Regions from separate parts of the Homo sapiens genome. Here all the other regions are linked to region 1. The links are chromatin loops, found by intact Hi-C in ENCODE. Cell type or tissue: gastrocnemius medialis. All regions are shown on one strand.

What was found. Hi-C counts contacts between places; a loop is a spot of excess contacts. Peaks named below come from ENCODE experiments on the same cell type or tissue, not always from the same donor. Only the 100,000 strongest peaks of a DNase experiment are listed, where the experiment ranks them.
Region 2: it touches region 1 in a loop (3-fold over the local background); 6 of 110 quality-filtered maps call a loop at or near these places.
Region 3: a loop joins it to region 1, with 3 times the contacts of the local background. A loop is called at or near these places in 7 of 110 quality-filtered maps.

Annotation. Positions count from the first base shown.
Region 1 is chr3:14,390,300-14,398,299 of GRCh38, reverse strand. It overlaps LOC105376959 (a long non-coding RNA gene), which reads left to right. Exons shown (of 8, transcript XR_007095825.1): 4 at 1,247-1,391; 5 at 1,920-2,055; 6 at 4,779-4,911; 7 at 7,038-7,185; 8 at 7,910-8,000. It also overlaps the pseudogene RNA5SP124. Among named protein-coding and RNA genes, the nearest start is that of SLC6A6, 8.3 kb to the left of the region's middle. RefSeq lists an enhancer at 3,250-3,989. In gastrocnemius medialis, a CTCF peak has its summit at 4,252; DNase peaks (open chromatin) are centred at 551, 5,159 and 6,999; H3K27ac peaks cover 3,696 bases.
Region 2 is chr3:14,298,188-14,306,187 of GRCh38, reverse strand. No RefSeq gene overlaps it. Among named protein-coding and RNA genes, the nearest start is that of LINC01267, 50 kb to the left of the region's middle. RefSeq lists an enhancer at 7,721-8,000. In gastrocnemius medialis, no CTCF peak of the experiment used is centred here; DNase peaks (open chromatin) are centred at 1,257, 1,647, 4,407 and 4,997; H3K27ac peaks cover 3,412 bases.
Region 3 is chr3:14,285,309-14,293,308 of GRCh38, reverse strand. No RefSeq gene overlaps it. Among named protein-coding and RNA genes, the nearest start is that of LINC01267, 63 kb to the left of the region's middle. RefSeq lists enhancers at 820-1,520, 1,521-2,222. In gastrocnemius medialis, no CTCF peak of the experiment used is centred here; DNase peaks (open chromatin) are centred at 3,548, 4,068 and 7,598; H3K27ac peaks cover 5,073 bases.

The sequences.
Region 1 (8,000 bases):
TCCCTGACCTGGCCAGCATTTCCTGGGCACACTGCAGTGTGTCCACGTCCCTGGGTGTGTAGGTGGCTGCAGAGCCTTGTCAGAGCATCTGGGCCTTCAGGGATCTGCTTCCTGCCCACTACCCTCCTCTTGCCTGCCTGCAAATCTCAGCTCCATCCCTCATGGGCTGTGTGACCTAGAGTGAATAATGTGACCTCTCTGTGCCTTGGTTTCTTGATTTGTACAGCCTGATTAATCATAACCCCTCTCCTGCAGATTGTTGTGTGGAGTGAGTGGAGATGATTGATGTGAAGCGTTGAGCCAGGTCCCTGGCACACAGTCTAACACTCTGGAAAGCAGGACCCCCACCTACCCCTGCCACCTGTGTGCTCCAGGCTTTCTTGCCTCCAGGCCTTCACCCTTGCTGCTCCCTCCTGCCAAGCACTTTGCCCATTGCCCTTCTGCAACCTGGGTCTCTGCCAAACTTGGAGCCCCAGAAAGGGAGCACGCAGGAAGCGGGGATGCCAAGCAGTCCCAGCATGGGGCCTGGAGCACAGTGGACCCCAGGAAACCCTTGCAGGATGTGGTCTGTGGGTGGCAAGTGCCTGGGCTCACTTCCTCTTCTCCCTCAGTGGGCACAGCAAAACTGCCCCAGAACTGGACAGACAGGGAAGGTGTCAGTACTGGAGACAGCTCTGCAGGGGACCGGGGACCCACAGTACATTTATTCATTCACTAGCACTGCAGACAGATGCTCTCCAGCTTCACAGACACCCCAGGCCAGGCCATGTTCTCTCCCTTCTGGGTGACTGCAGGGGATGCTTTCCTCCCTGGCTTCCTCTCCTCCCCGACAGCCCATCTCCACTCCTGGGACTCTCTATGGCATATAGCCATTGCAGCAAACAATTTGGTAGTTTCTCTTCTTTTCTTTTCTTTCTTTTTTCTCTTTTTTTTTCTGAGACAAAGTCTCTAAAAAATGCTGTGTTGCCCAAACTGGCCTTGAACTCCTGGGCTCCAGTGATCCTCGCACCTCAGCCTCCTAAGTAACCGGGGCTATAGGCACACCACCACACCCAGCTACTCTGGCAGTTTCTGATAAGGTTATAAATTTATTGTAAGATTAAACACAACACTATGAGCCAGCAATTGCACGCTCAGGTAATTGGCCAGAAAGAAATGAAAATATTTGTTCACCCAAAGACTTGTGAATGGCAGTGGTATTCATACAGTCCAAAACGGAAACAGCCCTGGTTGTATCTATCAATAGAATGGAAAAACAGATGGAAGGACTGCAACTCACAGGTGAAAAGGAACCGGCTACGAGAGGCTCCAAACCAAGGGAGCAGCGGAGTTTGTCTCCAAAACACCGAGCCCAGTGAGAGAAGCCAGAGCCACAGACCAGATGCCCTGCAGTGGGTCCCTTTACATGGCCTTCAAAGTCAGGCAGAGTGAATTGAGGGCCATGGGAATAGGAGCAGTGGTTGCCTCCAGAGGTGAAGTGGGATGGGGTGAGGTGGTGTGGGGTGGTGTGGGGTGGGTGGGGTATGAGAGAACCTGCGGGATGGGAAGGGGCTCCATCCTTACCTGGGGCAGGTCACTCCAGTGTGTGCTGTCGCGTTTCACTGTAGGAAGTGTAGACCTCAGTAAAAATCCCAAGGAAAACCCCCAGACCCACTCAGGCTTCCTTCCTGCTTTGAACCACCTCATGGCCCCCACCACACTGCCACTAAGCCACACTCCTGGCAGCCTCTGAGATACCCCCTACCTGACCCTCCGCCACTCTCCTCCTCTGCCTCCCTCACTCCCAGCCTCTCTGGCCCCCTGGCTTTCCCTCCAACTCCAGGCTCCCCTCTCTCTGCCTCAGGGCCTTTGCCCCTGTCTTGCTCCCTGCCCCAGGCTCTTCCCCTCAGCCCTTCCCAGGTCTGGCTCCTTCTCCCTAGGCCTCAGCTCCAGTGTCTCATCCCCAGAGACCTTCCCAGACCACCATGTCTCAGACAGCCCCGGCTGCCTCCTGCCTGCCCTGCACCAGCCCTGAGCCATCGCCTCATTTTATTCTCATTCTAACTTGGATAATGGGTGAGTGGACCTTGATCATTTACATATTGACCTGTTTATGTCTGTTTTCACACTAGACTGCCCACTTCATGTGTCCCCAGGGCCTACAGCAGTGGCCAGCCCCATGGCAGATGTCCAACAAATTCTGCTGAATGAACGGAGCTGGAGCTGCCTACAATTTTCCCCCACGCTCCCACCCCCATTCCACAAACTGCAAAACTAACCATTTGTTTAGCTATGGAGAAAGGGGCCAGTCTTTAAGACTGTGCATTCGGCTCCACCCACAAGAGCCCCCTCCCCTCCCCATCTCCCCTGCAGAGACCTGGTTCCAAGCCCTGAGTGGATCCTTAGTGGCTGTGTAACCCAGAGGGACCTCCACCTCCCTCTGCCTCAGTCTCCCCATGGATGGCATGAGGTTAGCCAAGGTGACCTTCCAGCCCTGCTTCAACTGAAAAGTGCATATACTCACGACAGGATGTTGTTAACATACGAATTTGACTCAGCAGGTCTGGGGTGGGGTTGGAGATTCTGAATTTCTTATTTATTTATTATTTTTATTGATTATCATTATTATTATTGAGATGGAGTTTTGCTCTTGTTGCCCAGGCTGGAGTGCAGTGGTGCGATCTCGGCTCACTGCAACCTCCGCCTCCTGGGTTCAAGTGATTCTCCCGCCTCAGCCTCCCGAGTAGCTGGGATTACAGGCATGCGCCACCATGCCCGGCTAATTTTGTGTTTTTAGTAGAGATGGGGTTTCTCCATGTTGGTCAGGCTGCTCTCAAACTTGCGACCTCAGGTGATCTGGCCACCTCAGCCTCCCAAAGTGCTGGGATTACAGGGGCGAGCCACTGCGCCCGGCCTTCTATTTATTATTTATATTTATATTTATTTATTTATTTATTTTTGAGACAGGGTCTTGCTCTGTCACCCAAGCTGGAGTGAAGTGGCACAATCACAGCTCACTGCAGCCTCGACCTTCTAGGCTCAAGCCATTCTCTCACCTCAGCCTCCCAAGTAGCTGGGACTATAGCCATAAGCCACCATGCCCAGCTAATTTTTGTATTTTTTGTAGAGACGAGGGTTTCACCATGTTGCCAAAGCTGGTTTCAAACTCCTGAGCTCAAGCAGTCCACCTGCCTTGGCCTCCCAAAGTGCTGGGATTACAGGTGTGAGCCATCACATCCCACATTTTTATTTTGTTTATTTTTTTATTTTTATTTTTTGAGACAGTCTCGCCTTGTCGCTCAGGTTGGAGTACAATGGTGTGATCTCGGCTCACTGCAACCTCCGCCTCCCAGGTTCAAATGATTCTCCTGCCTCAGCCTCCTGGGTGGCTGGGATTACAGGCGCCTGCCACTACACCTAGCTAATGTTTGTATGTTTAGTAGAGATGGGGTTTCACCATGTTGGCCAGGCTGGTCTCGAACTCCTGACCTTGTGATCCACCCCCCTCGCCTCCCAAAGTGCTGGGATTATAGGTGTGAGCCACTGCGCCCAGCCAAGCCAAAAGCCTACAGCACCCGTTATTCCCAGGTGGTCTCCCATCTAAGTACTAACCAGGCCCAAACCTGCTTAGCTTCACGAGATCAGGCACGTTCCTGGTAGTATGGCCATAGACTGCTTTTTTAACTAGAGACTAGGTGTCTCTATGTTGCCCAGGTTGATCTCAAACTTCTGGGCTCAAGCAATCCTCCAGCCTTAGCCTCCTCAAATGCTGGTATTACAGGTGTGAGCTACTGCGCCAAGATTCTGAATTTCTAACAAGCTTCTGGGAGACACCCCAGGCTGTGGGTCCACAAGCCACAAAAGGAGTCCTGAGAATGCAGGCGAGAGGCTCTCAAAGTCTGGCCCCCAGACTAGCAGCTTCACCTGGGAACTTGTTAGAAAAGCAAAGCACCAGCCCAACCCAGACCTCCTGAATCAGAAACTCTGTGGTGGGACACAGTCCTATCTAACAAGCCCTCCAGGAGCTTCCGAGGCAGCTGGCGTTTCAGAACCACTGCTACAGGAGGTACCAGTTCTCAACCTTGGTGGCCCAAGGAGAAACTGAAAAAAATCTGATGCCTGGGGTCCCACGCTCAGAAATTCTCATTTAAATGGGCATGAGATGGTGGTGGCGGCTGCTGCTTCTTTTTCTTCTCCTTCTCCTTCTTCTTCTTTTCTTCTTTCTCCTTCGTTGTTTAAAATAAAGCTCTCCAGGCAACGTGAATGTCTCATCAGTGCCGGATCCTTGAGCTAGAGGGTGCTGGGCCTCCAAGCATTCCGGTGGCCCAGACATCCCCAGGCAGGCCTGATTCCTCTGCATTCTTGCCCAGGCCTCCCAGTGACTGCCTTCTTATATTTGGTTATTTCTCCCTCCCTCCCCAAACACAACAATTCAAAATATTCTCAGCTCCCAGACCATAAACAAAGCGGGAGAGGAGAGTTCCCTGACTATTTTGTTCCCACTTATGGCCTGATCCAAGGCTGACCTGATTGGGCCCTCGGGACTGGTCATCTGAGCCGGGGTGGGGTGGGCCCCGTTCTCAGGCTGCCCCAGCTCCACTCCTGGATTCCCAGGATCCCTCAGCTCTAGATGACCCCAGGTATTCCCCAAAGCCACTTCCCCAGGGAAACAGAGGTCAGCAAGTGACTTGTCCCATGACACAGCGCAATGCCCAGAAGGTCCCTCTGATCTGTGGTTTCTAGCCTTGGGGGCAGATGTGTGGGATCTGGGATTCAGAGAGATGTGTGTTCAATTCCAGGATCTGCCTCTTACCAACTGTGACCTTAGGCACAGGATCAGCCCCAAATTGAGCCTCATTTTGTCCATCTGTAAAATGAGGATGGCACTAGAGCCCCGTCTAGGGTGAATGTGAAGGTCAGAGCCTGCACAAGGTGAGTGTTCATAATTATCACTGTCATTCTGATGATTTCTGCCAGGATGACAAAACCAGCAAGAATGAGCAAGAAGAGAGGGGCAGGGGGCACAGGAGGTTGTCCATCTGAGTCTCAGGTGCTTGACCTGGGCCCAGGGGCTCATTCTGGAGTATGGGAAGGGAAGAGACAGGTCCAGGTTACCAAAGGGGATCCTAGACAGGCCCTGGGGAAGGAGAGAAGTTAATACCCTTGTTGTGCAAGTGGCACCTCGGGTGGAGGTGACATTTGCCACATGGGAACTTGAACCTGGTCTCTAGAGGCATTATCATCCCTCGTGCTTTGATGCTATTTGTAGCCTTTAAGCCTGTTATTCTACACTTGTGTATTGAAAGGCTCGGGCCCAGCACTTTCCTTATTTGATAAATGTGTTGTCCCCTGTGGGTCAGTGGTCGAGAAAACCACTGGGATGACACCAGGACACCCCTGACACTGGCAGAGTTCTACCCCGAGACAACAAATGCTGCAAATACTGTCTCAGTATTGAAAAGTTATATGTCAGGCTAATACGCTGTTAGGTACAAACCACCCTGCCCTCCCGCCTTGGTGTGCTTATTTTCATGGTGAGCTGGAGGCCAGCTTAGAATGTAAATTCCCAGGCTCCTTGGAGCTGGATCCTGCAAGCGGTGGCTGGGGAGTGCCAGCCCCCATCTGAGGCCCTGGCCTGTGGCCTGCCCCTCACCCCTCCTCTCCTGCCATTCCAAGCTCCGTCCTACCCCTTGAGCAGCTCTGGTCCATGCAGAGGGACAACCCACCTTCCATTCAAGCTCAGCCCCCAAGCACAGCCCACCTTTCCCCCCTAAGCCTGGGTACACACCAGTGTGCCTCTCCGCCCTCAGCTGAATGAATGGGGGAGAGGCCCACGGGCAGGGACTCTGGGGCCTGGGGTACCCAGGGTTCAATTTAGAAGCTAGAGGGCGCTGGCTTATGATGGTCACATCCCCTGGACCCTGTGGAATGTGTATATGACCTTGTGGGAAGGTGTGCAGCCACAGGAGGGCCCCTCTGGGAACCCATAGGCATGGGCTCCTCTGTCTGGGGCCTAAGGGTAGTCCTAGTGCCTCCCACACAGCACCAATGCAGAGCCGAATGCAGGAAAGGGCTGGTCATGGAAAGACATACAATTTGTGTTATTATTATTATTTTATTTATTTATTTATTTATTTTGAGACAGAGTTTTGCTCTTGTTGCCCAGCCTGGAGTGCAATGGTGCGATCTTGGCTCACCGCAACCTCCGCCTCCCAGGTTCAAGTGATTTTCCTGCCTCAGCCTCCCAAGTAGCTGGGGTTACAGGTGTGCACCACCATGCCCGGCTAATTTTGTATTTGTGGTAGAGACTGGGTTTCACCGTGTTGATCAGGCTGGTTTTGAACTCCTGACCTCAAGTGATCCACCCGCCTCAGCCTCCCAAAGTGCTGGGATTACAGGCGTGAGCCACCTCGCCCGGCCTCGTATTATTATTGATGGTGACATGGAAAGCCTCCAAGGCTGGCCCTACATAAGACAGAGAAAAACAGGAACTCACAATCCGGCAGGGGGAAGGCATGAATATTTACTGAGCTCCTACTGTGTGCCAGGCACTGAGCCAAGTGCTCACAGATGCTCTCTCATGGACCTCTCCTAATAGCCTGGGAGGAGGGATCCATTTCGTGGATGAGCTGGGATTTGAATCTAAGTGTATCAGACCCTAAGCTATGAGCCCTGCTCCTTCCCGTGGGCCAGAGGAGCAACAAAAGCTAAGAGGAGATGACAGAGCAGCAGAGATAGGGCAGGAAGGAGATCGCCACACAGCCAGGACGAGGGTGAAAGGGGTGTCTGGTTTTGGACATGAGCCCTATGACCTCTGTCATTTACTGTGTGACCTTACTGACAAGATGCAGGACGGCTGCCTGCAGGCACCCCGCTTTTCCTTACTGATGGACTAGGGAAGTGAGAAGGAAAAAAAATCTTCACTTGGGTTATAATAACCTTTTGTGTGAGCCAAATTTTGCCCAAGTCCAGCTGCCTTGGAGCACAGTCATAATTCTGCAGTCCACCGGCTGTCACTGCTCGTGCTTACGACACACACACTGAATCTGTTTGTTCAGCCTTCAGGGTTTAATGCCCTGCTGTGTCCATGTGCTCAGCTCATAGCCACCATGCATGACTTGGGACTTCTGAATGGGACCAAGAAATATCTAACATGCGATTTCCTGGAAAGCACATAGGAGTTTGGCCCAGATCCAGACTTGGCAGGTAACTTGCTGTGTGACTGTGGACAAATGACTGAACCTTTCTGGGCATCAATTCCCTCAAACATAGAGGGAAGGTGGGCAGGGATGGGACACCCACCCCTGAAGCCTCAATCATGAGAAGCATCCCAGAATGAGACGTATTCAGGTAATAAGGGAGTTTTTCTCTTTTTTTTTTGTTATTTAAAAAATGGATATGTAATAGTTTTATATATTTTTGGGGTCCATGTGATATTGTGATACCTGTATATGATGTGCTGTGATTAGATCAGGGTAATTGGGATCTCCATCACCTCAAACATTTATCTTTTCTGACCAGGCATGGTGACTCACACCTGTAATCCCAGCACTTTGGGAGGCTGAGGCGGGCAGATCACTTGACATCAGGAGTTTGAGACCAGCCTGGCCAACACGGTCTCTACTAAAAATACAAAAATTAGCCGGGCATGGTGGTGTGCGCCTGTAGTCCCAGCTACTCCGGAAGCTGAGGCAAGAGAATAGCTTGAATCCTGGAGGTGGAGGTTGCAGTGAGCTGAGACTGTGCCACTGCACTCCAGCCTGGGTGACACAGAAAGACTACATCTCAAAAAAAAAAAAAAAATTCTCTTTTCTTTGTGTTGGGAACATTTCAATTCTTTTCTTCTAGCTACTTTGAAATATACAATAAATGATTGTTAACTATAACTTCCTTATTATAAATTTTCCCTTTTCAATTCTCATTTATTCAGTTGCTCAATCAAGAAGAAGCTGCCAGGCACAGTGGCTTGTGCCTGTAACCCCAGAACTTTGAGAGGCTGAGCGGGGTGGATCACCCAAAGT
Region 2 (8,000 bases), 92 kb after region 1:
TTTTAAATTTGTGTACAGCATACGGACCCTTCAGCGTGCTCATCTTCACAGCACGGCTCCTCCACGTTTTTTTTCGTCTGCACGCACCCGTGGAGCCACCACCCGGATCAAGATCATTTCCACACCCAAGAAGGCACACCACACCCACCCAAGGTGACCAAGCCTGGCCTGTGTCAGCGTGGCCTCCCTGGAATGTCACATAAATGGAATCCCCAGGCATGTACTCCTTCTGTTTACCATCTCGTCGGCCGGCTTCACCCATGCTGTTGCACGAGGCAGTGACTTCTCATTTTTATGGCTGTGTGGTACGCCATAACCAAAGGCCACCGCTGCAGTTCACTGGGAACAGAAACGGTTTTCAATGCATCGTGCCGGGACTACCGGACGGCTGCTTGGAGAGCCGCGAACCTCGGCCCTCAATTCATCTGTATATAAAAATGACTCGAAAGGGATGCCAGGCTTGGGCATGGAGCATGGTGACAGTCTGCATGGCCCTGTGACACAAGCGTTTCTTCAACAGGACACAAGGATCCCTAACTGGGAAAGAAGAAATTGATATGTTGGACTTCATTAAAATTAACAACTTCTCTCCATCAAAAGACACCCTTCAGAAAGTGAAAGGGCAAGCCTCAGGCTGGAAGGAAATACTTGCGAAAGATTTCCCCCGTGCCTCCCATCTTGGCTTATCTCTCTCGGATGATTTACTAAGTACTTCAGCATGCACTCTTCTCCCTCTTCTCTTTCTCCTGAGATTCGGAAGACTCAAATGATTTAACTATAGGGTCTCAGGCTGGGCACAGTGGCTCACGCCTATAATCCCAAACACTTAGGAAGGCCGAGGCGGGAGGATTGCTTGAGTCCAGGAGTTCAAGACCAGCCTAGGCAACATGGCAAAACTCTGTCTCTACCAAAAAATGACACAAAAATTAGCCAGATGTGGTGGCGCGCCTGTAGTCCCAGTTATTCCAGAGGCTGAGCTGGAAGGATCACCTGAGACCAGGAGGTTGAGGCTGCAGTGAGCTATTATTGCACTACTGCATCCAGCCTGGGCAATGGAGTGAGACCTTGTCTCAAAAAAAAAACAACAAAAAAAAAACCCTGTAGGGTCTTAGTTGCTGACCAGGGCTTTTGCAGTTGTAATGGTCCCACTTGAGACTTCCACAGTCATGTTAATTCTGCCCACTGGATTGCGAGGCAGGTGAGGTCATTATTTCCACCTTCCAGCTAAGGCAGCTGAGACTCAAGGAGGTGAAGGCGCTTGCCAAGCTCACACAGCAACATCCCCAGCTGACGTTTTGGCTGGGCATGCCTGGTACAGAGTAGGTGCTGAATATGTGCTTGGAAGTGGATTTCTCAGCCCCAGGGCTCCCCAAGCCTGTGCATGTGTGTTGCAGGCAGGGAGACTGAGTATTCAGGAGCGTTCCTAGCAGAAGACAATTTCCTTACTGGTTGTGAGTGCCAGACAAACACTGCAGGACACCCATAGGCTCCCTCCTAGTGCCAAGAAGCAACCAAGCCCCAAGACCACATCTCTGCCCTCAGCCTTAACCTTCTGTCATGGCCCAGGGACACCAAAGAGGGATGGCAGGACACCAACACAGTGCTTATTTTCCCTCCTGGGACTCTGGCCACTTTCCATCTGTAAGCAGTGCCCAGAGCCACATCCAGCTCCAAGGTGAACACATGGCCACTGCAGAGGGGAGCTGGCTCCTGCCTCACCAGGTCTCTAAGCAACTCCACCCTTCAGGGGTGCATTGTGGCACAGAGGTGCCAACTGCTCCTCAGCCCCCACCTTCCATTCAGTGCCTGGCATTTCCTGCTGGGCACCCTGTGTCCTGTTCTTCCCATCACGGCTGCAGTTCCAGGATCTGTAGCCCTCAGAAATAACAAAAGGCCAAAGGAAAGAGCGAGAGGGCCCACCTTGCAGAGTCACAGGGAGGACGGAGGTGATGTGCACAGGACCTGGATTCTGCAGAGCGCGGGGTCCAGGGCTGGCTCTGTGATTTGTTGACTGTGTGGCCTTGGGTGGGTTCCACAACCTCCCTGAATGTCTGGTAGGGCTCTTTCTGAAGCTCATGACCAATCCCCTGCCCACTCAGTCCAGCAACCTGGGCTTGCAGGCCTGTAATGGAGGGATGCCAGCAAGGACAGAGCACAATAACGTGTGTGCCAATGTAAACGATAAAGTATGGTGTCCTCATACATTTCATAAATATTTGCTGAGAAGCTTCTAAGTTCTGGGCACTGGGAGGGATCCAGAGATGACTACAGCATCTCAGGGAGCCCAAAGCCAAGGGGAGGAGCCAGGACAGGGTCTTGCCATCTGCCGCTCACCCCCACCCTGTGCTCTGGGGACCGCTGCATCCTCAGGCTGTGGACTAGGAAGCTGAGGGTCACCCAGACAAGAGGAGGTGCTGGAGGTCACACAGTGAATATGCCTCGCTGGCCTTCCTGTCTGGCGTGTCTTCCTCTGCCCCCATCCAGGTAGGCTGGAGTTGGGTTTTGATGGAGGAGATTTTGGTTAGGAAGATGAGAGTGGTGGTAGCAGTTCAGGGCCAGGGGGAGGGACAGGAAGCACCAGATCAGTTTTGTGGGCAGCAAGTAGGTCAATGTGGTTAAGACACAATTGTCCCTGGGGTAGCAGGACAAGCAAGGGGATGAGCAGGGAGACAGGGTGCCAAAAGGCTCTGGGGAGCCTGAGGCCTCAGCCTGAAGCCACAGGAGTGTCGCCTGCACATCTGGCCAAACCCTAAGCTCTGAGCTGGGGACACACAGGGGAATTGAGCACTTCTCTGACCCCAGGAGCTCATTGCCTTGTCAAACAGTCAGAAGTGGAAAAGGGAAAGTGCAGGTGGTTGAGGAGCCAGGGAGCCGCTGGCCCAGCCTGGGCAGCAGGGAGGGCTTTTGTGGGGATGCAGGTCCTAGCCTGGATCTGAAAAGCTGAACAGGAGCCAGGTAGGTGGAAAGGGGTGTGGAGGACCCAGAAGGAGCGGCGACAGCAGAGGCCAAGGCTCTGCAGCTGGAGCCAGCGTCTGCATCTGCGGTGGCAGGAAAGATGAGAAGGGACTCAGCCCAGAGGAGAGAGGGAACCCGCCCTGAGCAAGAGGAGAGATGCCTTTTCCTCAGGGTGGGCAGAAGGAAGGAGAAGGCAGAGGGTGGTTTTGTGGATGCTGGGAGTGGGGTGCTGAGGACTGGATAGGGGATTAGGGTGACAGGTGGTACCTCTGTTCTCATTCCCACCATTCCCCGCCACCCCTCTACCCCACTGCTCCAGCCATGTGGGTCCCCTGGCTGCCCCTCCAGCATAGCTGCACTCTCCTGTCTCCAGGCCTTTGTGTGTGGGGTTCCCCTGGCCTAGAAAGCCTTCTCCCATTGTCTGCAGGGCTCACTCCTAGTCATCACTCACCTGTGCTCGTGTCTCCTCCTCTTATGGGTCTTCCTCGGCCACCCTCTTCTCCCTGACCTCCTGTTTATTCTGCTTTGCTTTTTTCCTGAGAACATACTACTTCCTGACATAGTATATATTCATGGTCTTATTTGCTTATTTTCTGTCTCATCCAATGAACATGTAACTCTCAGAGAATTTGTTGGTTTTGCCCTGGATGTATGCCTGGCACTTAGTACCAGGCATGCAGTTGGTGCTCAATAAAAGGGTGTTGGGTAAAGAAGTGACCCAATGAAGCAGGTGAGAGGTGGTGAGGTAGAGTCACTGGTGACTATCTTTTCTCCCTAAGACACACTTGGGAATTATTTACCCTCTGCACACTGACTGGGCAGGCGGACAGCCTTCCCCTGTGCCTTGAGCTCCTAGCCCTGTCTGCTCACCTCTGTGGAGACCCTAGGTTCCCACCCTTGGCCCCTGGTGTTGGCAGAAGGGGTCAGGCTGGGAGGGACAAAGGGACTGTAGTTTTGCTGGGAATGGGCATGGTGAGAGGGCTGGAGTTGAGAGGTTCACTCCAGATTTCAGGAAGCTTCCACATGCTTGATCCCACCACCATTCCCAATGCAGGGAACTCCTGGATTGCCGTCTCCACCAAGCTGGCCCCGGGAAAGGCCTACGGCCATTTTTGCAAATCAACCACATATCTTAAGCCCCATAAGCAACTGTGAAATAATATGAGATGAAACAGTGGCCACTTTCAGGGAGTAGAATCAATAGGGGTGGGGGCAACTCGGACCTTCTCTTTTACTTTATTATATGTCCTTTTATGCCATTTCAGTTTGTTTCAAAAATGAAATATTTAGGTCTAAAAGAAATGAAGACTTTACCTTTCAGGTGATTTTTCCGACATGTGAAATGACACACAGGCAAGGGAGTTCACCAGCATGGTTTGCTTCAGCGAGAGATCAGAGCGCCCTAAGTGAATGCCAGTGGGTGTTGCGAAATAGCCAGCGGGGCCTCCATGTAAGGGAATCCTGTGGACAGTAAAACAGAGTCAGGCGGCTGCAAGGTTCCGGCACGGTGCAGGGCATACAAAGCCCTCACTGGGGTGCGGGCAGCATCACACGCTCCCATTTGTGTAAACGATGTTTAGAGTGTCTCTGGACCAGACACACGACAACCAGCAGCAGCGGCTGCCTCTGGGCAAAGGAACCGGTGTCCCGGGCTCACAGGTGGGAGGGGAATGACTTTCTTTTTATGCTCTTTGGTACCCTTAAGATTTTGTATGGAACCTCCTCAAAAACAACTAGATAGAAGTTTAACAACAATTTGTTTTTAAAACATATCAAAGTTTTAGAAATAATTCTTTTTGAAAGGCATGGGGGAAGGGAGATAAAAGATGACAGATTTTTGTTCCAAGCACTGACGCACTCTTTGACCAGTGGGTAAGTCACTGGCTGTCTCTGAGCATCAGTTTCTGCCAAGTGTAAAATAAGCCAAGTCTCCCCGCTCAACGTGAGCAGTGTCACACAACTCCAGGGGGTGCCATTCACATTGCAGTCCATGTGACTGATCCCCTTGCAACTGTGCAGTGCGCAATGTAGGCAACTGGAGGAGGTGGCCCGGATATGAGGCGGAAATGGGAGAGTGGACAGGAGAGAGCTTGGCTGTCATGAGGGGTAGGGTGTGCACATGTGAGTGTGTGGAATGTGGCAGTGTGTTCCTCTGAGTGGGTGTGTACTTTCTGCTGATGTGAGTCCTACAGACACAGGCTGAGGAAAAGAGATCACCTCCTCTCTCCCAGGCTCAGGCTCCTGGGTCTTAAGAGCCAGGATTGAGAAGGGCACCCGCAGGGTGCTGAGGTTTCCCACTCCATCTTCCAAGGGCCCGCCACCCAGCAAGCTGTTTCTTCAGGCCCTTTCCATGTTGGCTCAGAACCTCCGTCCCCACGGTTGGGGTAGGAGAGAATTCCTCACGTCAAGATGCTTTCTGCTTTTCCAAGTGCAGAGTCAGAGCTAACTTGACTCAAATTCCAGCCTTGACTCTTTCTTTGTCACTTGATTAGAAACAGCTCTGACACTTTCTATTCCTGGGACCTTGGGCAAGGACCTTCAACTCTCTGAGCCTTAAGTTTTCTCATCTGTGAAACGGAGGCAGAGATGGTGGCCACCGCACAGTGTTGCTGTGAGTGTTAAATGTCCAGTGAGGTTTGACAGGTGGAGTGACTCACGCCTGTAATCCCAGCGCTTTGGGCGGCCAAGGTGGAAGGATCGCTTGAGGCCAGGAGATCGAGCCTGGGCAACACAGAGAGACCCTGTCCCTACCAGAAAAAAAAAAAAATTAGCAGGGCACAGTGGTGTGCACCTGTGGTCCCAGCTACTGAGGAGGCTGAGGTGAGAGGATCGCTTGAGCTCAGTTCAAGGCTGCAGTGAGCTATGATCGTGCCACACAGCATTGCAGCCTGGGTGACAGAGTGAGATCTTGTCTCAGAAAAAAAAAAAATTTTAATGTCCAGTGAGGTCAAGCACATAGTAGGCACTCAGTCAATGCCAATTCCCAATATTAGCTCCTATGGACTCTTGGGTACTCCTTATATACTCTGGGTGGGCTATGTTGATACAGACAGAAAACACCTGAAAGGAAACATACCCCACACTCTCAGCAGTGGTTGTCTGGGGAATAGGAGGGTGCTATTAAGCGCATGCATGATTTTAAAATCAGTAAAGTTGTTTTCATTCTGAAAACGAAGAAACAAAGTGAAAAAAGAGAATAGGTGAAGCCCAGAGGAATTTTAGGGTAGTGAAACTACCTAGTATGATCTAGTCATGGCAGACACGTTATGATACATTTGCTCAAACCTATAGAATGTGCAACACCAAGAGTGAGCCTCACATAGACTATGGAGTCGGGGTGATGATGATGTGTCAAGGTAGTTCACTCATTAACAAGTGCACCTGCTGGTGCCCCATGTTGGTGGTGAGGACACTGTGTACGGGGTGGGGGTGGGTGTTGGTGGTGAGGACACTGTGTGTGGGGTAGGGGTGGGTGTTGATGATGGGGACACTGTGAGTGGGGCCTTCTACCCTGTGCCAGCTGGGTCCCTGACACAAGGCCAGTGCTCGTAAACATTTGGGGCCTTTCTTACCTGGCCTGGGCTCTCTCATGAACCACACTCCCTCTTCCACAGTCAGGGATCTGGGTACCGCCCTCTTGTGTAGGAAGAAGATGCCACCCCCTTACACCTTCAGCAGGGAGAGGGGTCTCTCAGGTTAAGACCTTGGGTAGAGGAGGGGGACATCCGTGTGCAGAGGACCCCAGCTAGCCAGCCAGCCTGGGGCCAGTTCCTGGGGGCCCCAACTGATCCCCAGGATGACCTTCAATTATATGCCAGCAGGCTGGGTCAGAGAGAGCCACACAGCCCCTACTGGGCACACAGATGGGCACCTCTCCAAGGCCTCACACTTAACCTCAGGATGGGGGTGCAGGGGGCAGGGGCCCAATTCCCATCATCCTTCTCAGGTGGCAGAGAGTGGCCTTTGCCTCCTGATTGTTGTGCGACCTTGCATGGCTGGCATCCTCTCTGGCCCATCAGGTTCTGTTGATCCGGGTTCCTGACAAGCCCCAGGGGCTTTCTGGGCTGGGCCAGGGGTCTGCATGGCAGGGAGGTGAAGCAGAGGTCTAAAGAGTGGGCTGGGGCCAAGCCTGGGAGACTTCCAGACAAGCGCCAAGGTGCCGACCCCTCAGACACGCTCCAGGCCTCCCTGGCAGCCTCTCAATCCAGGCCTCTGGGGCTCACGAATGGCGGGGCCAGCAGATCTACAGGGGAGATGGCAAGACCACCAGGACTTGGCAGAAAACAAGCACAGGTGTCTTCTGCCAGACTGCCCAGCCTGAAATCTACAAGAGGAGGAACATTTACAGGAAGTGGCTCTTCTGGGCTCCTTCACCTGAACCCTGAGACAGGAAGCAGACTCTGGCCAGGGTGGTGTGGTAGGTGGGTGAGGACCTGAGCCCCACTTTTAATCCACCTCCTCCTCTACCCCGCTGAGTGCCTTCCGGTGCAGCACTTCCCTGGTGGAGCCTCAGAGCCCAAATCATCATTCTGTGGTCACAGACAGTAAGTGCCCTGTCCGTCTTAAACTGAGAAGTCCACCCTGGAGTGACAGATGCCTTCAGGAATGGCTGGTAGTGACCATGGCTAAGAGTCTGTTCAGACAGGCATGGGCTGGAGTCCTGGCTCGCCCACTGGAGCAACTGGGTCATCGTGGGCAAGTGACCCTCCCTCCTGGAGACTCAGTCTTCATCTGTAAAGTGGGGATGATACCAGTGCCCCTGCTGGAAAGATGTAAGGAGCTGATGTGAGCCTAGGTGTCAGTTGCTTGCACATTTAAGCCCTCAGTAAGCCATGGCCCTGTTACTATCCTTCTTATTGACAACAGCCATTGTGTTATGATTTTTAGTAGTAATAATCATCCTATTATCGCCCTACCTTCATTTCCTCACCCCTAAAATGGGGACAATAAGCGGGCTGACATCATGGTGTTGCTAGGAAGGTTGAGTGCTTAGGGCAGGGCCTGGCACAGCGTGAGCCCTCCGTAAATGACCGTCATTCTTATGA
Region 3 (8,000 bases), 100 kb after region 1:
CCGGCCGCTCCGAGTGCGGGGCCTGCCGAGCCCACGCCCACCCGGAACTCGTGCTGGCCCGCAAGCACCGCGGGCAGCCCTGGTTCCCACCCGCGCCTCTCCCTCCACACCTTCCCCGCAAGCTAAGGGAGCCGGCTCCAGAAAGGGGTTCCCACAGTGCAGCGGCAGGCTGAAGGGCTCCTCAAGTGCCGCCAAAGTGGGAGCCCAGGCAGAGGAGGCACCGAGAGTGAGCGAGGGCTGTGAGGACTGCCAGCACACTGTCACCTCTCATTATGAAATGTGTTTCTTCAATCATAAGAAAGTCAAAATGACTCCTTGATCCATGGGCTGCAGAATGGATGTTGTGTTAGCAGGCATGAAAACAGCATTCATGTCCTTGCACATCTCCGTGGGAGCTCTCAGGTGACCAAGTCTATTGTTAATGGGCAGTCATATTTGAAAGGAATATTTTTTTCCTGAGCAGTAGGTCAACAATGGGCTTAAAGTGTTCAATAAGCCATGCTGTAAACAGATGTGCTGCCACCCAGGCTCTGTTGTTCCATTTCTAGAGCACAGGCAGAGTAGATTTAGCATCATTCTTCAGGGCCCTACTGTTTTGGAAATGGCCAATGAGCATTGGCTTCAACTTAAAGTCATCAGCTGCACTAGCCCCTATACAAGAGAGTCAGCCTGTCCTTTGAAGCTTTGTAGTCAGGCGTTAACTTCTCCTCTCCAGCTATGTAAGTCCTAGATGGCATATTCTTCCAGTGAAGGCTGTTTCAGCTATATTGAAAACCTGTTGTTAGTGTTGCCACCTTCATCAATGCTCTTAGCTAGTAGATCTGGACAACTCGATGCAGTTTCTACATCAGCACTTGCTGCTTTTCCTTGCACTTTCATGTTACAGAAATGGCTTCTTTCCTTAAATCTCTAAATCAACCTCTGTTAGCTTCCAACTTTTGTTTTGCAGCTTTCTCTCCTCTCTTGAGCCTTCATAGAATTGATGAGTAAGGGCCGGGTGTGGTGGCTCACACCTGTAATCCCAGCACTTTGGGAGGCCGAGGCAGGTGGATCACTTGAAGTCAGGAGTTTAAGACCAGCCTGGCCAACATAGAGAAATCCCATCTCTAATAAAAATACAAAAATTAGCTGGGCGTGGTGGCACGTGCCTATAGTCCCAGCTACTTGGGAGGCTGAGGCAGGAGAATCACTTGAACCGGGAGATGGAGGTTGAGGTGAGCTGAGATTGTGTCACTGCACTCCAGCCTGGGCAACAGAGCGAGACTGTGTCTCAAAACAAACCAACAAACAAACAAACAAACAAACAAGAATGGATGAGTTACGGCCTTGCTCTGGATTAGGCTTTGGCTTAAGGGAATGCTGCGGCTGGTTTGATCTTCTGTCCAGACCACTCAAACTTACTCCATATCAGCAACAAGGCTGCTTCACTGTCTTATTGTTTGTGAATTCACTAGAATAACACTTTTAATTTCTTTCAAAGACTTTCCTTTGCATTCACAATTGGCTAACTATTTGGCACAAAAGGACTCACTTTTAGTCAGTCTTGGCTTTCGAGGTGCCTCCCTCACTAAGCTTAATCATTTCTAGCGTTTGGTTTAAAGTGAAAGATGTATGGCTCCTTCTTTCACTTGAACACTTAGAGGCCATCATTGGCCTAACTTCAATACTGTTGTGTTTCAGGAAATAGGGAGGCCTGGGGTGAGGGAGAGAGATGGAGGAACAGCCGGTTGGTGGAACAGGCAGAATACACATATTGATAGATTAAGTTCACGTCTTACATGGGCACAGTTCATGGTGCCCCTAAACGATTGCAATAGTAACATCAAAGATCACTGATCACAGATCACCGTAACAGATATAATAATACTGATAAAAGTTTGAAATATTCTGAGAATTACCAAGACGTGACACAGAGACACAAAGTGCACATGCACTGTTGAAAACAATGGCGCCGAGAGACTTGCTCAACACAGGGTTGCCAGAAACCTTCAATTTGTAAAAAACACAATGTCTTTGAAGTGCCATAAAGTGAAGCCCAATAAAACAATAAAGGCATGCCTGTCATGCAGATGCTAGGTAAACATTTGCCAAATTAATGAATGATGAAAGAGCCTTGTAAGCTGTAAAGTGCCATTCAAATTCCTTAGTCCAGCTAACAGCCGGCAGAAGCCAAACCAATTCATTGGAGTGCTCACATAGCAGATTTTTTAAAAGCGTGGCTTGAAGAAGGGAAGTAAAAGCTTGTCTGCAGCAGCGGCAGAGTCTGCAGGCCTCCCCAGAGGGTGGGGTGGACTGTGAGAAGGCCGTGGTCATTCAGCCTCCACTCACAGCCTCAGGAATGAGGACTCCCTGCCTCTGGAGGCAGTGGCTCCTTGGTCATCTAAACTCTCTCCCACCCCTGACTCCCATGCTGGCTTCATGTTTTTCTCCCAGGGTCAAAGAGAAGAGGATCCAAGCCAACAGACGGATATTCAGAAAGATGAGACAGGGGGAAGGTTAAGTCATCCCAGCCTTGAGAACAGAAAGAACAAGATGTTCAAAGCTCTCTGCAGAGCAAGCAAGGGGATAAGGAAAAGAGTGGGAAGTCATCTAGTGGAATATGAGAGAAATGTGGACAAAAGGAGAGGCAATCCGTGGAGAGAAAAAGCGGGGGAGTGGGGAAGGATGAAGCTGAGAGGGGCTCCTAAGCGTGGAAGGTGCTGACCTCTCCATTCTCACAAAGTGCGGTCATTCATCAACACCCTCTGTCAGACACCCGCCGTTTGGACTACAGTAGTGAGCAAGACAGACAAAAATCTCTGCCCTTGTGGAGCTTAAATTTTGGTGGTGGAGACAGAAAATAAGCAAGCAGAGGATGAAAGTGTATGAAAGCAGTAAGGACAATGCAGAAAGTTGAAGTAGAGTGAGGTGGTTGGAGGCACCAGGGGCTATTTTCCATCTAGGAGGTGACATTCATGCTGAGACATGAATGAGGATAAACAGCCAGTCAAGGAAAGATGAGGGAAGAGTGTTCCAGGAAGAGGAGTGGTGAGTGCAAAGTCCCTGGGGTAGGAATGGGCTTGGTGTGTTCAAGGGAAGGAGTAGAGTGAGCCCAGAGAGTGTGGCAGGGCATGAGTGGGACTGGGGGGCAGGGCGTCAGACACAGGATTTTTAGTCAGGGTAACAAATTGGAATTTTATTGTAAGTACATAGGGTTTCAAAGAAAATATCACATTCCAGTGTCCACACTGCCGGGGTGCTTTAAAAGTAGTGTTGAGAGAGAAATCAATCATTCATAGAGGGTTCGTTGTGAGCCAGGCTCTGGAGCAGGGTCTCTTGCAGCCTTTTTTCCATGTGATTCTTACTGGTAACAGAACTAGAAAGCCGCTGAGTTCAAGTCTGGCATGTGTTCTACTATAACACAACTTCACAGCCTTTCCTCAAATGAATGTGGATTCCTTACAGTTAATAAAGTGCTTTTATATGCACCTTACCTCATGCGCTCTTACAGAGTGCTGTCACCTCTTTGCAATGGCCTTTGCAATGTTTCTGAGACCTTGAATGATGAGTCACAGCTCTGCAGCTGTTCTTTATCCTCAGCTTTCAGCAGCTTCTCTCTAAACAGGATCACTATTGATGTGAACTCGGAGTTGGATACAGTCAGCATCCGTGGAAGTTAGAGGCAGGTCACTGTGAGCCCATGTGGTGTCTTTGCTCAAATCAGAAAATGACTCCCTTTGCTCAAGATACTTCTAGCTTCCAAAAAAGTTGTAATAATTATTTTGTTAGAGTGTCCTTTGCAGCCATCTGCAAATAAATTACCTCTTTATGTATGTGAACCTACACTATTTTTGATATGAGAGAGGCCCACTTAAATGCAGCGACCTTGTGGAAGGCAGAACCTGAATGACTTTCATGATTTTCTACACCCCTGCACAAAATGTTTAGAACAGCAAAGCTATGAGTCCACGCAGAAAGGGAATCCATCTGGAAATGGCCACACTAGGACATATGCATGAACACATGCGATACCCTGGGGGTGACCATGACTGTCCAGGTTTTCCTAGAGCTGCTCCCCTTCACAGGACATTCAGTTCTGGTTCCCTCTCCCACATCAGCATGCTCTCCACCCCTCTGTAACACTGCCCCCATCCTAGTCACATTATGCACCTGCTCCAGGGTATGAAATGGGTTGAGCAATACTGGGTCCTTTTACAGTTCTCCTGGGATTGTGAGATGAAGTCCCTGAACTGTGCCCTGGGAAAAATCCCCCACTGTGACCCTGGGTGGTATTGGTCTCCAACACTCACCACACCCACGTTCCCCTGTGTGGCCAGCACCACTTCTAATGCCAGGGGGCGCACCTTTGAATTCTTCCAGCTCCTAAATTTAGAAACATGGATTAAATCTAAATAAATGGATAGTTATGTAACTTCTTGTCCCTTTTCACTACCCCCTCCCCTTGGAATAATCAGCCTTAATCAGCTAATGATGGGGCCCTGAATACAACCCCAATCCCCTGGGAAGCTATTGGGCTTACATAAGGAGTGACATTGGCTGGTATGCTTTAAAATACATTCTCTCATTCTGTCTTCTCTCTCTTTTTTCTCTTTCTCAATCTCTCCTACTCACCCATACATTCTGACACAGACACACACACACACATGCACACACACACACTCTCACTCCCCCAAACATGTCCATCAAGTGCTGAAGATGCTTAGCTAGCCTGGGATCAACTATATGCAAGCTGAGAGAAAGGGTTTACTCCTCAGGAGGTTCAAACTTATCACCTAAAAATAAATCACCTAAATCTGTAAATGACAGCTCATGCAGGAAGGAAGGGGGCTCTTTGCCATAGAATTATAGACTGTTTGAGGAAAAAGGGAGGGTCATTTGAGAACTTCCTAATCATCAGAACTGTCCAGCAATGGAATGGCTACTCTCAGGAAACAGTGAGCTTCCCGTCACTGGAGGTGAGTAAGCAGAAGTTGGGGATAATGGATAAGGATTCTTGCAATGAGCAGAGGCTGAATGGTAGCTTTTATGCAGGATCTGCTATGTGCCAGAAACTGTGCTCTAAAGGTATCGTAATGAGATGACAAAAAAGATTCATCTCACATGCCAAATCCTACCTATTGGGAGTGGCTGCCTGGAGCTCTGGACATACAGAAGATTCTGAGGGTCAGTGAGAAAGAATATCTTGAATGATTAGCAGTGTCTGTCATGGCTGCAGGATAAGCGAACAGAAGGTATCGATATGCTATTTGCCAATGATTTATTTTACTGTTTATTAATCCCTTTGTTGACGAGGAAACCGAGATTCAGAGGTCTGCGGTTGGTAAGTGGCAGAGCCAAGATTTGGACCCAGTCTAGCCAAAACCAGTCTGTGCTCATGGCCACTATACTATTCTTCCCCTCAATGACGTGAGGAATGGCGCTGGGGCTGCGTCCCTCATTTGCAAATGCTGTTGGCATGTGAGTTTTAGCCTCTGAGCTGTGGGTTCCAGAAGGTCATCTACTGGATCTGAAGGCTGACCCAAGGAGAAGACACACGTGCCACTCTCTGAGCCAGGACAGACTCCCTCCGTCCACCACCCGGCTCTGACTCCCAGCAACACTGGGAAGTGGGCCTGCCATGGATGATCAACACTGGGAAGTGGGCCTGCCATGGATGATCAACACTGGGAAGTGGGCCTGCCATGGATGATCAACACTGGGAAGTGGGCCTGCCATGGATGATCAACACTGGGAAGTGGGCCTGCCATGGATGATCAACACTGGGAAGTGGGCCTGCCATGGATGATCAACCTCACAGCACAGATGAGGAAACCGGGGCAACCAAGTATAGGCCATCTCTCCTCCTTGGATCCTGTGCTTGGTGGCACGTGAAAGCCCAGCGTTCCTGGCCAGAGAGCACATTCGACAGCAAATGCAGTGCAGAGGGACCCAGCAGGCACCTTGAGCCACAGCAGCCACTTCTCAGCCCAGCTGCTTCCTGCCAGCTCCCTGAGGCCATTAGCACCATGCCATGAGTCTTCTGATCGGGTTTCAGGCAGCCCCCAGTTGCAGGTGGAAATTACCCCTCCCCAACCACGTGATACCCCACATAGACACCTGTCCCTCCAGGTCTCAAACTGCTGGTGCCACAGCCAGGTAACATCAGTACCTCCCTCCTCTCCTGCTGGCCTCTTTCCAACAATTTCTTACTTCCCTCTCATCAGTCTCCCATCCTTCCTGTGCCAGAGCCCTCTCAGCCCTATTGTTCAGCTTCTGTCCTTACCACTTCCTCTGGGGGAGATCTTTTACCCCAATCCTTGCTAAGAAACAAAGCAATCAGGAGAACAGAGAAGATTTCAAATGCCAAGAACTTAAGCATGCAAAGTCCTAGAACAAGAAGGGGAACGTAACATGGGGCTGGTCCCTGTCCCAACCTTCCACTCTCTCCTTTGGTTCAACCTTCCACTCTCTCCTTTGGTTAGGATGGGGACATTGGCCGAGCACGGTGGCTCACGCCTGTAATCAACACTTTGGGAGGCCAAGGTGGGTGGATCACCTGTGGCCAGGAGTTTGGACCACTCTGGCCAACATGGAGAAACCCCGTTTCTACTAAAAATACTAAAATTAGCCTGGCGTGGTGGTGGGTGCCTGTAATCCCAGCTACTCAGGAGGCTGAGACAGGAGAATTGCTTGAACCCGGGAGGCGGAGGTTGCAGTGAGCAGAGATTGCACCCCTGCACTCCAGCCTGGGTGACCCAGCAAGACAATGTTTCAAAAAAAAAAAAAAGATGGGGGACACTGAAATCACAAAGGCAAGGCCTACACATTAAGGCCACTCAGGACCATGGCTGGGACCTCAGAGTTAAATAATCCACAGGGAATGGCTGTGACCTCAGAGTTAAATAATCCACAGGGCATGGCTGCTTTTGTATTCTGTCAGATGGTGCCTGAATTGTGCAAGGCAGAAGGTAGGAGCCATGGCCGTGGAGGCGAGGAACAGAGATGGGGTGTCTCCTCCCTGCTGAAATTTAACCTTGGTTCCTCTTCAAAGTGTCAAAGACTTTTACTGATGCTGCAGGAGTGCCTCCACGTTTAAGATAAACCCCAAGGTTCACCCTTCCAAAAAGATAAGTCGAGGGTTGGAAGAGGTTTCTGGTTGCAACAGAGGTACCCTGAACTGCTGCTTCTGGAGTGGATTTGAGCATTTTTTCACAGCTTATTAACTGGAAGCTGCCTGAAAAATCAATGAGACCAGTCATTTCCAAATTCTTGGAATCAGATCACTTTTTGCAAACAAAATCTTTCTGGGAACCTCAGTTCATTTAGACGGAAAAAAACCCCACAAGATGTTGAGGTGAGATGGGTCCCATGACCCCTCCAAAATTACATGCAAAATATGCATATGCATGAGTTTCCCCTGGCTGGGGTCCCTAGTTATCTTGTGTCTCCAAGGGCTACCTGTCCCAGGAAGGGCTAAGAGGGTCTGGAAGTCCTGCTGACAGTCTAGGATGCCAGTGATTGTCATGTCTATTTCTGTTGCCTGCTTGTTTTGCTGAGCTCTGTTGCTCCAGCTGACGTTTAAATGAGTTTGCATTCGCAGAGCCCACACCAACTGGTGCTGTGGGTGCAGTGGGGGTGGGGGGATTGAGGAGAGCCCAAACTCAACAGATGGAAGGGGCGTGGCTGCGGAGATTAATGTGGTCCTAGATCTCCAGGAGTTGCCTGGGAGCATCTGAAATGCTTTAAAGAGACAAAGCAAGGTGCTGCTGGAAGACCTGGCATGTGGGCAGGACAGCCTAGTTCCAGCCTCTCTTCTTTCGATGTGCTGTGTGGCTGGGACAAGACTCGTTTCCTCTCTGTTTTTACTTGTGCCGTGAGGATCAGTGTTTCCCAAAATGTGAAGTTCATGGCACATGCCATGGCCTTAAGTAACATCAGCTTACTAACGGAGAAACTGCGTCTCTCCTGCTTCCTTTTTTTTTTTTTAAATGACACAGCCTCAGGAGGTCCTGATGACATGT